Regions from separate parts of the Homo sapiens genome. Here region 1 is linked to region 2. A link is an interaction called in ENCODE POLR2A ChIA-PET data of the cell type or tissue named here. Cell type or tissue: endothelial cell of umbilical vein. All regions are shown on one strand. Each heading gives the region's core, and the rest is flanking DNA. Links, peaks and the distances in the headings are about the cores only.

Region 1 (2,815 bases), core at 174-2,673, 57 kb before region 2:
TGGCTCACGCCTATAATCCCAGCACTTTGGGAGGCCAAGGCGGGTGGATCACGAGGTCAAGAGATCGAGACCATCCTGGCTAACACTGTGAAACCCCATCTCTACTAAAACTACAAAAAATTAGCCGGGCGTGGTGGCGGGCACCTGTAGTCCCAGCTACTTGGGAGGCTGAGGCAGGAGAATGGCGTGAACCCAGGAGGCGGAGCTTGCAGTGAGCTGAGATCGCGCCACTGCACTCCAGCCTGGGCAATAGAGCGAGAATGTGTCTCAAAAAAAAAAAAAAAAAAAAAAGCCAAATCAAGGCCGGGCACAGTGGCTCACGCCTGTAATCCCAGCACTTTGGGAGGCCGAGGCAGGTGGATCATGAGGTCAGGAGATCGAGACCATTCTGGCTAACACGGTGAAACCCCATCTCTACTAAAAATACAAAAAATTAGCCAGGCATGGTGGCGGGTGCCTGTAGTCCCAGCTACTTGGGAGGCTGAGGCAAGAGAATGGTGTGAACCCGGGAGGCGGAGCTTGCAGTGAGCCAAGATCGCGCCACTGCACTCCAGCCTGCGTGACACAGCGAGACTCCATCTCAAAAAAATAAATAAAAATAAAAATGCCAAATCAAATTTGAAAGGCAAAAAAACTTGCTAATATTGAAAGGATAATACCCAATTTTTGCATGAGTGTGTGCTCAAATGCCCATTCCTTCCCTGCTGGTCCAAGTATAAGCTAGTATTCCTTCCCTGCTGGTCCAAGTATAAGCTAGTATTACCTTTCTGTGAAGTGGCTTGGTGATGTGTACCAATATGATTGGGTAGAATGGGGAAAATCTGTTGCTGACAGTAGCTAATGGAAATATAATTACAGTAGGGAAAAAAAGTCTGTGTCCAGTGTATAAAATGATATAGGAAATGTGTAAAGCTGCAGATCAGCCTGCAAATGAACCACTGTGTCTCAATTAGATCCAAGTAGTATTCTTTGTCTTTGGTTAAGACCCGTCTCTCACCATGCTGTGCCCCCTGTGTATAAATATTATTTCTGGCTGGGTGCAGTGGCTCACACCTGTAATCCCAGCACTTTGGGAGGCCAAGGTGGAAGGATCACTTGAATCCAGGAATTTGAGGCAAGTCTGGACAACACAGGAAGAACGTTATCTCTACAAATAAAAAAATGAAAAAAAAAAAAGCCAGGATGGTGGCACACACCTGTACTCCAAGCTGTTAGGGAGGCTGAGGTGGGAGGATCACTTGCGCCAGGAGGTCGAGGCTGCAGTGAGCTGTGCTTGTGCCAGTGCACTCCAGTCTGGGTGACAGAGTGAGAGCTCGCCTCAAAAGAAAAAAAAAAACAACTATCTCTGCGGCAGATGAGACTAGAATTACTGTTATCCTGCAGAAAGAAGCCACTTGAGAAAGAAATCCGTTCTCAGTTTGTTCTGTCTGCTTTAATGTCTCCACTATGATTTAAAGCAGCCCTGAAGCATGTCATGTGTAGAAAAAAATATATATATTCCATGAGAAACTACATATTTGAAGTTAGAGTATTAAGGAGCTTTTCTTTACTCTCTTTAACAATGATGAGAAGTCCATCTTTCTTGTGTGACTTTGTCGTTTTTGCTTCCTTTCCTTTGTAGTATGTGCCAAGTGCTCTCTGCTGCCCCAGCAGAGCCAGTATCCTGACAGGAAAGTACCCACATAATCATCACGTTGTGAACAACACTCTGGAGGGGAACTGCAGTAGTAAGTCCTGGCAGAAGATCCAAGAACCAAATACTTTCCCAGCAATTCTCAGATCAATGTGTGGTTATCAGACCTTTTTTGCAGGGAAATATTTAAATGAGGTATGTTGAATGATCTGTTTCTTTTTTTATAATGGCTTTTAAAATGTGAATATAATTCATGTTAATTTTATTATTTCAATTAATGTTAAAGGATTTCTTGGTATACGTTGTTTTCTGTGAATCTGCCCATTAAACAAGTACCCATATCATGTAAATATGTTCATATAAGTACACATGTACATATTTACATGATTTGGGTAAGAACTTGTGTATTTATATGATATGGGCACTTGTTCTTCCTTTCAGTAGTCCCAGGAGCATGTATTTAAAAATTGTCCTAAGAGTGCTGCTGTCTGATGCGTCTTCCCTTTTTCCTCAGGAATTCTGTTTGTCATGTGGCTGTCATGGTATCTTTGTTTCCATTCCTTGTTATCAGTATCTAACTGAAGATATTTTTCGTCTTAGAATCTTTCCTCAGATTTCTTAGAATCTTTTCTGAATTATAACAACTTAATGCTTAATTCATTTTCTGATGTGAAACATGGCAACAAAATGTGCAGAGATTAGTTACCCAGAGTCAGGGTCGTGCAGGTCATTAAAGTGTATGGCCAGCAGCTGGTACACCAGCCTTGTAGACCTGGATGGAGGGATACCTCGTGGTGACCTGTCAAGGCTGGATTCCATGTGCCCACATTCACACATTGGCCTTAGCTTTTACCCAAAGTCCAAGCTTAAAGGAAATAGTATGTTCGAGAATGTTTGGGGTTAGCTCTTACAGTTAAAGTGGGGGTTCAAGACAGAGAAAATGTACTTATGCTCTTTATCTGTAGTTGCTAGAGATCTTAATATCTGATCTGGATTTTCTGTTAATTCTCCCCTCCCCCCAATAATTGGGGAAATCTGCAACCTTGTGAGTTTACAGGAAGATGAGTCAGTTTGAAAAGGATCATGAGAAATAGGAACTGTGGATACTGGATCATTTGGTTGGGGCTATGGGTCATAAAGAGAGCTTACACTACTTTGCATATTTGAAGGTCATCTGATGTG
Region 2 (2,815 bases), core at 79-2,578:
CCCTATTCTCAATTGCACCATGTAGGACATTTCACACCATTTCCTGTTCCAGACAGAAGACTGGGACAGGAGCTTGGGATTTGCTCAAGTGTCATTTAAAGCTGACACTTGATCTAGAGGGCAGGCTCAAGTGCTTTTTTTCTTCTACTGAACTGGCTAAATACAATCCTCCCTGGAGACAACATGGCAAATGATGCACATGGAAACATAATTTCTTAATCAGTTGACTGGGCAAGGGGGAAAAAAAAGATGCTAGAAAGCTAAATGCCTTCCATGGTAAAGAGATCGAATTTCCTTTTATATCCCTTTAGAAGGGAATTAGCCTGGAGACTTTTGTTAGTAGCAAACACATGGTGAGTGTCAACTTTCAAAGTTCAGCTGGACTGGAGTATTTTGGAGGTGGGAAGGGGTGAAAATGACTCTCTGGATGGAGATCAAGTAAAAAAACTTTATTTTCTCCCACCTCTGAAAATGACAGACTAATAATATAAGGTTGTGAGAGAATGACATCATAGGCTAACTTTGGGTTCATTTCTGACAATTCAAAATCCCTCTCCCTCTCCCTGCCCTCCAACTCTCTTCTCTTCCCATCCCCCTGCCCTCCAACTCTCTTCTCTTCCCATCCCCCATCAATAGCCAAGTCACTAGGCTACTGCAATAAAATAGGGCCAGCTGTTCTGTATAGTTTAAAGCAATAGTGAACAATAACTTACCTCTCCAATTTCATGTTCACGAAGAACAAAACTAAGTGTGTCTGTTCTGGGCCCTGCTACCAAACGCAGGTAGAGTGGATGTTCCCGGTCTGAGAGCTTGCAGGCGTAGACTGGGTAAAGAAACAAGCAGCATGTTACAGAGTATTCAGCCATTCCTGAGACCACTTCCCCATTGTGATCCCCTCCTCCAGATCAAGGTAACCATCCAAGTTACCCCAGCCTCTAAGTCGCCAGTCGGCTCATCTTATTATTTAATACCAGTAGCCCACAGTGGAATAAAATCTATTCTGTTTCTGTTCAAATATAAACTGTGCCTTGATTAAGAAGGAAATTATTTTCAAGAATAAATTTTAATAGATATTAGTCCCAAAATATGCTTATAGTTAGCTCTGCTCTTCCTTTTAGAAAACAAGGTAAGAGCCAGGCATGGTGGCTCATGCCTGTAATCCCAATACTTTGGGAGGCCGAGGTGGGCGGGTCACCTGAGGCCAGCAGTTTGAGACCAGCCTGGCCAACATGGCAAAACCCTGTCTCTACTAAAAATACAAAAAATCAGCCGGGCGTGGTGGCGGGCACCTGTAATCCCAGCTACTTGGGAGGCCGAGGCAGGAGAATCACTCAAACCTGGGAGGTGGAGGTTGGAGTGAGCCGAGATCGTGCCATTGCGCTCCTGCCTGGGCAACAAGAGTGAAACTCTGTCTCAAAAAATAAATAAAATTTTTTTTAAATGAAAAAAAAAAGGCAAGATAAGAAACCTAAAAAAGGGTCCACTACTCCTTTAAAAACAATAAAAATAGGCCAGGCATAGTGGCTCGCACCTGTAATCCCAACACTTAAAGGCTGAGGCAGGAGGATCACTTGAGGCCTGGAGTTCGAGACCAGCCAGGGCAACATAGCAGGACCCTGGTCTCCAAAAAAAAAAAATTTTTTTTTCTAACTAGCCAGGCATAATGGGGCCCGCCTATAGTCCTAGCTACTTAGGAGGCTGAGGCAAGAGCATCACTTGAGCCCAGGAGTTCAAGGTTACAATGAGCTATGATCATGCCATGGTACTCCAGCCTAGGTGACAGAGTAAGACGCTGTCTCAAAAACCAAGGCCAGGCGTGGTGGCTCATACCTGTAATCCCAGCACTTTGGGAGGCCGAGACAGGCAGATTGCCTGGGGTCAGGAGTTTGAGACCAGCCTGGCCACCAACATGGTGAAACTCTGTCTCTACTAAAAATACAAAAGTTAGCTGGGCATGGTGGTGGGCACTTGTAATTGTAGCTACTTGGGAGGCTGAGGCAGGAGAATCACTGGAACCCAGGAGGCGGAGGTTGCAGTGAGCCGAGATTGTGCCACTGCACACCAGCCTGGGCAACAGAGCAAGACTCCGTCTCAAACAAACAAACAAAAAACAAATTTAAAAAAAAATGTATATACCATCCAAAGAACATAAAAACAAGAGTTCTAAAAGCAAATCTCTCTACAGATTAATTAAGAATTAGCGAGGCCAGGCGCGGTGGCTCACACCTGCAATCCCAGCACTTTGGGAGGCTGAGGCGGGCGGATCACAAGGTCAGGAGATCGAGACCATCCTAGCTAACACAGTGAAATCCCGTCTCTACTAAAAACACAAAAAAATTAGCCAGACGTGGTGGCGGGCGCCTGTAAGTCCCAGCTACTCGGGAGGCTGAGGCAGGAGAATGGCGTGAACCCGGGAGGTGGAGCTTGCAGTGAGCCAAGATTGCGCCACTGCACCTCCAGCCTGGGTGACAGAACGAGACTCCGTCTCAAAAAAAAAAAAAGAATTAGCGAATTAGCAGCTACAAACCAAGCAATCAGAATATAAGCTCCGGTAGCTTCAAGCACAGCTATATATGTCTCATGCTAGACACACACATACAGTGACATTGCCAATCATGTTAAAGGATTTGCCAGCCATGGGGGTAATATTTCAACAAGTCACGATTACTTTCAGATTGTACAGCTAAAGTCCAGGTGAGCAGGCAAAGAAACTGGCAGATAAAAATGCCATCGAGCTTCTCTACATTATTGTGGCACTTCCAGATGCACTGCATCGCAGGTGCCAATTTCCCTATAGATATAAGCCCCCACAATA

Evidence for each region. ChIA-PET counts read pairs that join two places held together with the same protein. Peaks named below come from ENCODE experiments on the same cell type or tissue, not always from the same donor. Only the 100,000 strongest peaks of a DNase experiment are listed, where the experiment ranks them.
Region 1: POLR2A ChIA-PET joins it to region 2 with 5 read pairs; 5 of 35 experiments call an interaction of 5 or more read pairs at or near these places.

What each region holds. Positions count from the first base shown.
Region 1 is chr12:64,746,725-64,749,539 of GRCh38, reverse strand. GNS (glucosamine (N-acetyl)-6-sulfatase) reads left to right here. Exons shown (of 14, transcript NM_002076.4): 3 at 1,622-1,828. Among named protein-coding and RNA genes, the nearest start is that of GNS, 11 kb to the left of the region's middle. In endothelial cell of umbilical vein, for the core only: no CTCF peak of the experiment used is centred there; a DNase peak (open chromatin) is centred at 1,659; H3K27ac peaks cover 1,062 bases.
Region 2 is chr12:64,689,478-64,692,292 of GRCh38, reverse strand. RASSF3 (Ras association domain family member 3) reads right to left here. Exons shown (of 5, transcript NM_178169.4): 4 at 714-823. Among named protein-coding and RNA genes, the nearest start is that of MIR548Z, 68 kb to the right of the region's middle. In endothelial cell of umbilical vein, for the core only: no CTCF peak of the experiment used is centred there; no DNase peak of the experiment used is centred there.